Regions from separate parts of the Homo sapiens genome. Here region 2 is linked to region 1. A link is a contact called in ENCODE Hi-C or POLR2A ChIA-PET data. All regions are on one chromosome and are shown on one strand. Each heading gives the region's core, a stretch centred on a gene start or an enhancer-like site at or near the end of the contact. The rest is flanking DNA. Distances are from core to core; before and after follow the strand shown.

Evidence for each region. Hi-C counts contacts between places; a loop is a spot of excess contacts on that map. ChIA-PET counts read pairs that join two places held with the same protein, here RNA polymerase II (POLR2A). Pooled maps may share reads with other maps.
Region 2: a loop to region 1 is called in a pooled map, with 2.2 times the contacts of the local background. The contact joins two enhancer-like sites. A Hi-C loop is called at or near these places in 1 of 168 maps with a recorded cell type or tissue (endothelial cell of umbilical vein), 1 of 37 single-sample maps with no recorded cell type and 4 of 50 pooled maps. POLR2A ChIA-PET finds 5 or more read pairs at or near these places in 1 of 52 experiments (AG04449).

What each region holds. Positions count from the first base shown.
Region 1 is chr4:141,348,195-141,351,961 of GRCh38, forward strand. No RefSeq gene overlaps it. Among named protein-coding and RNA genes, the nearest start is that of LINC02432, 17 kb to the left of the region's middle. Within about 2 kb of position 2,122, at least 6 of the 41 ENCODE cell types and tissues checked have a DNase peak (open chromatin) inside an H3K27ac peak, as active enhancers do; they include endothelial cell of umbilical vein, where a contact is called at or near this core.
Region 2 is chr4:141,767,284-141,771,050 of GRCh38, forward strand. No RefSeq gene overlaps it. Among named protein-coding and RNA genes, the nearest start is that of IL15, 130 kb to the left of the region's middle. Within about 2 kb of position 1,833, at least 2 of the 41 ENCODE cell types and tissues checked have a DNase peak (open chromatin) inside an H3K27ac peak, as active enhancers do; they include endothelial cell of umbilical vein, where a contact is called at or near this core.

The DNA.
Region 1 (3,767 bases), core at 872-3,371:
GAAGCTATAGAGCCCTGGAGGCAGAAACAGACTAGCTGTTTACCAAGCCTGTTTCTTTTTCTTCTGTTGCACAAACATAGTGTTTCCCAGCTTCTCTTGCAGTTTTGCATGACCACGTAACTGAGTTCTGGACAATGCACATGTAAGAGGAAATGACATGGCACTTCAGGGCCATGGCTCATAACAAATCTTGATACAAGAGGCTTCTTGTTTTTTCTCCTATCAGATTCATGCAGAAATGAACCTAGTGGCTCCAAAAGCTGTATGTTAATGATGGTGGAACCCTAAGGTGGAAAGAGACTGGGTTTCTAAGTCACTGCTTGGCGCTTGCAGCATAGTCAACTGTGAATCAAGAACAGGCATGTCAGGTGGTAAAAAAGTATACTTCTATTGTCCTGCCATCACAGCACATCTAGCAAAACTGTCCTCTGGAGACCTGGAAGGCAAACCATGTTTCTAGTCAGCCTATGGCTTGGGAAAGGGTTTGGAAAGTCAGTCATGGGCTTTACCTTGTGTTTCCAGCAAAGTCTTACTAAAAAGGGATGAGCTTAAGAAAGACTTGGCTATTTTGAAAGCAGAAATGAAAGTGAAAAGAGAAAGACTGAAAATTTGGGCCCTTGAATTTGAGGCTTCAATCTTAGATATACTCTCAATATGTCAAATAGACTATCCAATTCCAGACCATAAATAAAACTGCATTTGGTTTAATATCCCATCTCAATGGCTCACCTGAAGTGGACCAGCTGCTTCCCGTGGAAGAGGGGCAGGTAATTTTTCTATCCTCTTGCCCACTTATATGCTACTTATAAGTTGTCATTGCTGTTGCCATGGGAATGGAGTCAGAGACTAGAAAGGCAAAGGATGCAGGGAAGTTTATGCTAGCTCTGATACTGTAAGATGGGCAGATGTCTGCAGGTGATTTTCCCTCTTTGGGTTGCTTTGGTGGCTCTGCAGGGTCACCCCCTGTGGGGCTCATCTGGCTGCAACAACTGCAGCTCTCTAGCCCAGTGCTCAGCCCCTGGGTTTAGGGAACCACTATCCACTCTCTATTTTGGTTAGAGGCTCATTACACTTCCAGAAAGTCCTTCTTGGACAGAGCTAAAGGTGGCCCCCAGCTAGCTCTCTCCTGAGGTCCTCATCTCCTCCACCAGAAATACTTTACTGCCCAAAGAGCTCACCAGTTGCCCCTCCTGCTCCAGTAAGCCTGTCAGATGCCAGTCTTACCCTCTCTCAAGCTCCAGGAGACTTATCTCAAACTCTCCAAATTGGCCAAGTGAAGCCCTTTTTGCAAAAGATAGCACTCCATTGCTCCCCTTGGAGAAGGTGAAACTCAGTCTAGCAACACATGTAAACACACACCCCTCTTAACAAATTGTTCTCATCTCCAATATTTGGACCCTTTTGTATTCTTCAGTGGGTTTGGAACTGCCCAACTGGTTCTCTGATAGCTCCTTTGAAAATCTACATTTTGGTTTGACAATTCTCTTTGGAATTTCATATATTATATATTGTGGTGAAAGCTGAAAATTCCAATTTAATGTTAATGAGGAAAAACTCACTGTTTCCTCTACTCTCAACACTTCACTTCTGACACCAAATGTGTGGGATATATTTTTCCCACAGCAATCAGTTCTCTCTGGATGCCACTTATGTGTCCTACAATTCAGTTACGGTACTATCTACCTTGCAGTTAGTGCAGACCCCATAGGTTGAAGGCTCAGTCCCACAAGACTGGGCCCCCACCCCAACCCCTCCACTTCAGATGCCAGTGGCATGGCTTGGATATCCACATTACCCATAACATTTGTCCAACTTGGCTACAAATGGAAGGTTTACACGACTTTCTCCTGAGGTTTGATATTTTGCCCTGATGGCTCACAAAACTCAGGGAAACACTCACTTATGTTCACTGCTTTATAACAAAGGATATGATGAAAGATGCAGATGAACAGCCAGGTGAAGGCGAGGTCCTGAGCACAGGAGCCTCTGTCCCCATGATGCCAGGGTGTGCCACCCTCCTGTCCTGTGGATGTATTTACCAACCTGGAAGCTCTCCAAGCCCTGCCTTCTAGGGATTTTTTATAGAGGTTTCATCATGTAGGCATGACCAATTATTAACCCAGTCTCCAGCTCACAGTTTGAATTATGGCTTGGTGTTTCTGGAAAACAGCCCTCATGTTGACGTTATCCAGCAGTCCGCCAAGTGTTGCCTTATTAGAATAAAGGCACTCTTATTACCCAGGAAATTCCAAGGGATTTAGGAGATCTGTGGCAGGAACAGGAGGCAGAAACCAAATGTATATTTTTTATTATGTCACAACATCCTGTTACACTGTATCAGAAAAAGTATTATACCTCTCTTGGAAGACTGAGGGAGATAATTAGTAATAGGCACAAAGAAATCAATTATATAATAAGACTATTGAAAATTAAGCAATTTAAAATTCCACATAAACTGAAAAGTTGTATAAGAAAGGAAATTGCCTTCTTTCCCTTGCACCCCCTGCTGTACTACTACAAGCTACTCCTTGACTCATCATTCAGGGAATGTGAGTAAAGGGGATGGGCCTCCTTACCCCTAAATATTCTTAGCAAATTAATGTGGAGGTGACAGACTCAAAAGGTGGCTTTTCTCCTACCAGGTTGCCCATCCCAAAATAATAAAAGTAGCTAAATAAAATGCATTTCTTTTTGTAATTTGGTGTCATTGTCCTTAAAAAAGTGAGGCATGGTTACTGAACTCTTTGCCCATCCCATTTCTAAAATTGAAAACCTCAATTTCAATCCTGAATCTGTTCTCTGGCTCATTCTTCCTGACATCTACTTATTATACAAATATAGTCAATCTTTGGCTGGTTCCATGACTGACATCTTAGAACATCAAAATTAGGAATGGTATGGCCAAATTGTCATCTTAGTCCTGAAATATGTTATAAACCAAACGTTGGAAGAGAATGAGCACATTCATAAATAAGAATGGCTAGGTCTATAAAAGTTCCCCACCTTTTTTCATCTGCAGAAAATATTTATTTTGCAGGTTAGGGTTTTCCATCCGTCAGAAAAAAAGAATGGCCATTACTGTTCTTTTCACTTCACACAGGCAGACTCATTTGCTCTACTTTCTGTGACTATCACTGTTTTGTTTGTTTGTTTGTTTTGTTTTGTTTTGAGACAGAGTCTCACTCTGTTGCCCAGGCTGGAGTTCAATGGCACAATCTCGGCTCACTGCAACCTTCGCCTCCTGGGTTCAAGCAATTCTCCTCAGCCTCCCAAGTAGCTGGGAATAGGCGTGTGTCACCACGCGCAGGTAATTTTTTTGTATTTTTAGTAGACAGGGTTTCACCATGTTAGCCAGCCTGGTCTCGAACTCCTGACCTCAGGTGATCCACCCGCCTCAGCCTCCCAAAGTGCTGGGATTACAGGCGTGAGCCACCGTGCTCGGCTGACTATCACTGTTAATAGCACATCTTATGCTGCACTGTAATGTTTCTGCACTGTAATGTTTGTTAATGGCATGTTTCTCACTGTAAGATAACTCCTTAAGATTAAGGCTTTTATGCATCTTCATGTTCTCATGTTTAAGAACAGTGCTTGGAACACAGATTCCATACATGTTGAATGAATGAATAAACTATTAAATAAGTTAAAGAGCACTAGAATGAACTAATATATGATTTACATTTGTTGACATTTTGAATCTCGTAATTATTTTTGACTATCTCCTCTACTTGGCTGTGAGTCCAAGAGCATATAAATCTTGCCTCATC
Region 2 (3,767 bases), core at 583-3,082, 420 kb after region 1:
TTTTCAAACAACTGCACCTTTAATTTAGTTGAAAAATATTAAAGGAGAACTTTCAAAGTAACTAACACTATGATGGGTGCAGGAAGATAATGTGAAAAATATGCAACTCCTGCTCACTCTCATAGATTTCTTTCTGACTATAGGCCCCCCCGAGCTTTCTTTTCTTATAGCATTTACTTTAGAAAACTATTAATGACAAATTCTTTCTCTGCCACTTTGGAATGAATGTAAATCTCCTTAAAAAGCCTACTGCCAGGTTTACAACCCAGGGCATGTATTCCTTAAGGACCTTGGAGTCATCTCTTTGAAGTGTAATCATCCAAAAAGATAGCACCCCTTTCTCTCAGCCTCCATGGTGAGGTAGAAACTTAACTTCAGTGGCTCCTTGCTCCAAGTTGTAAAACTACCACCTGTCCTGAAGACAGGAGAAAGCTTACTTTCTCTTTTGGTTAGGCCAATTAGCAAACACAGATGACATACAAGTCCCCCCACTCCAGCTCCTAAAAACTTTCTGGGCTTTTGTTTCCGTGGATTTGAGTTTAGTCTCTTTTCCCTCTTGCAATTGTCTTGAATAAATGATAGTCTGATTAGTCTTACACAGCCTTCAGTAAATAGAATTTATTAAAGTAAAAAGTGTATTTTGCTTTGTCCAGTGCAATTTTTTACATTGACAACCTTTTGGACAATGGTTTTATAGGTAAGAGGGAGGGGCACTGGGTACAGATGATTAATTATGAATCTATTGCTATAATGCAGGCAGAGCTATTGGGAATAAATTAAGAACTTAGTGCAGGAAGAGGCAGAACTAAGAAATACCAAGGGGGTAGAATCTATGGGACTTGGTGACCATGGATTTTTAAAGATAAGAATGTAAAGTGTTATTTAGGTTTTTGGCAAGGATCAAGTCTTTTGACTGGATGAATTGTGGTAAAACTCCTGATAAAGTGAACAAAAAATTATTGAATGGGCCGGGCGTGGTGGCTCACGCCTGTAATCCCAGCACTTTGGGAGGCTGAGGCGGGCGGATCACGAGGTCAGGAGATCGAGACCATCCTGGCTAACACAGTGAAACCCCGTCTCTAATAAAAATACAAAAAAAAAAAAAAAAAATTAGCCGGGTGTGGTGGCGGGCTCCTGTAGTCCCAGCTACTCGGGAGGCTGAAGCAAGAGAATGGCGTGAACCCGGGAGGCGGAGCATGAGAGTGTGCAGAGATCGCGCCACTGCATTCCAGCCTGGATGACAGAGTGAGACTCCGTCTCAAAAATAAAAAAAAAAAAAGAAAATAATAAAAAAAAAGAAAATTATTGACTGAAACAGAGGTAAGTATATTTTTCTTATTCCAACTTTCTGGGTTGATGTTTGAAGATCCCTACAAGCTATATACCTCAAGCAAGGTTCTTCTACATGTATTGAAGGTGTAGTTTGTAGAGAAAAGAATGTGGTAGTAAGTAATGTCGGCAGACCTCATCTTGAGATAAATGGAAGTCCTCTCACATAGTTCTTTCTTTCAGTGCCCACCACGAATTCTTGTAAATATACTACTGGTTCCTGAGGAGTATTAGGGGATAAGCACCTTGCACATGACCTCCATATTGATCAAGGCAATCTCAACACTTTTATTATTTGATTAAACTTAATTCTGGAACAAAGAGTCCATTTTAGAGATATTGGCAAATAACAGCATTGATCAAATTCGTGTTTTCTGCATTTTTCAACCAGAACATAAAGCTCTCTTGTCTCCAGGGCCATTCTCTTTATTTCATCAACAGACGGTGTCACAGTCAATTTCTGTGCTCTTGTACTGGCATATAAAATCTAAAGCAGCTATCCAAGGGTGCATTAAATATAAAATGGCTGAGTCATTCTGTCTTACACGGAAACATATGGGAATCTTTGCTTCCTAATAAAGAAAACAATGGGGGTGGAGGCAGCCACCACGGGATTAATCTGAATCACAAAGCTTCCAGACTCACCAAACAGCTTGAAATGTGCAACAGTTTTAGGCTGTTAACTTTCAAATATAATGAAATTTTGGAAGGGCAATTTTATTTCACAAAAATTTTCAATAAACTCCCTCCTCATTGACCCCCAAAAGCCCATATGAGCTCCGCAGGTTAATGTTGTTTCCTTTGACCACTCTTACTAATTATGTTCAGTACACATTTTCTTTCTCCGAATGATAATCTTGTTTACTTCCATATTTTAGCCATCTCCCATCCCCCAGAGAGATTCAAAATGAATTAAATTTCATGCAAATGAATGGAATGAATTGATCTCATCTTCCCATCTGAATCTTACAGGAGTCAACCTGATGTGGATGAGGTCTTTTTGGCTCTCTCAATCACTAAACTAACCTGAAGAATAAGGGAAGAAGTACAAGAACAGAGAGCAAATTCTTTGGAACTGGGATGGTTTTTAGATTCCAGAAGTTCTGTCTTCACCTTAGGGACAACTGAAACGAGTGTCTTCATATTCCCTGGGACTGGATTTGAGCAGTTGCAGGATGACCTACCCTATTCCAACTTGAGAAAGCAGAGGAGAGAGAAAAAAGTTTTGTCCTTTAAGATGTAAACTTATAGAAGCTTATTCTCTGAGAATTTATGCAAGCTCAATATTAAAACCATGAGTTAGAGAATGGAGCTGTCTTGACCGTATATACCCTCCTTCCCCTGCTTTCCACCTGTCCTCTTCCCTTTTTCTTTCACTCCTTCCCTCCCTCCCTCTCTTCCTCCCTCCCTCCCTCCCTCCCTCCTTCCCTCCCTTCCTTCCTTCTTTCCTTCCTTCTTTCTTTCCTTCCTTCCTTCTTTCCTTTCTTCCTCCTTCCCTCCCTCCCTCCCTCCCTTCTTTCCTTTTGTCTATCAGTCCTTTTGTCTGTGCTTCCTTCCTGAGTGGTTGGAGACCATTAAGGTGTCCTTCTTTCATTTGATGATGCTCAGCAAATCATTGAGGCCTTTAGAACATTTCCAAGCTGATAATCTAAAAATTCAGTTTCTCACTAAAACCAAGATAAACTTCAACCCTTTAAGGCTTCTAGTAGAAATCCCCATCTTTGAAGGACTATACATAAAACACATTGATGGCATTATTTACTATGTTCTAGTTCTGAAGTATTGAGAAGTAGTTTATTTTTATGTCAGTTGTCATATAATCAGTGCCCTCTAATGAAATAGAAAATTCTTCCTTCTTTATTCACTGTTCAGTATCATAATTCAAAATAACAGGACACCAAACAACTGGGGCTCAGGAACATATTTAAGTAGAAAGAATGTGCAAATCTAAGTTGAAGAGTGGAAAACGTTGGCTAAAACTGAAATGGTCACAAAACGCTATTTAATTATCACGAGTACTTAGGAATGAACTGACAGCAGACAGTTTCATTTTCCCTGAGAACATATACCCTCCATTCTACACATGCATCAACCACTTGCATTTTTCAGATCATCCACACCAGTCCTTGATGGAATAACAGCATAGTTCAGTTCTGTTTATGAAAATTCAATGGATGGCAGCACAAGAAGTTCACGCTGTAAATAATGGAAGAAAGAGAAAAAGAAAAAACTCTGCAGATAATAGACTTTCCTGGCCTGAGTCTGATGCATATTGCTGACCTAACAAGTAGTTTTATTTTATGCTTGTGAGGTTACTATCCAGTTACCAAAAGTATGCTTCTCTCTCAACTTCAGGCAGGTAAATGCCACGACACCCTCTTGATGTAGGACATATAAATGGTTAGTCTCTTGTGAATGACTTTAAGGAAGTAAAATAC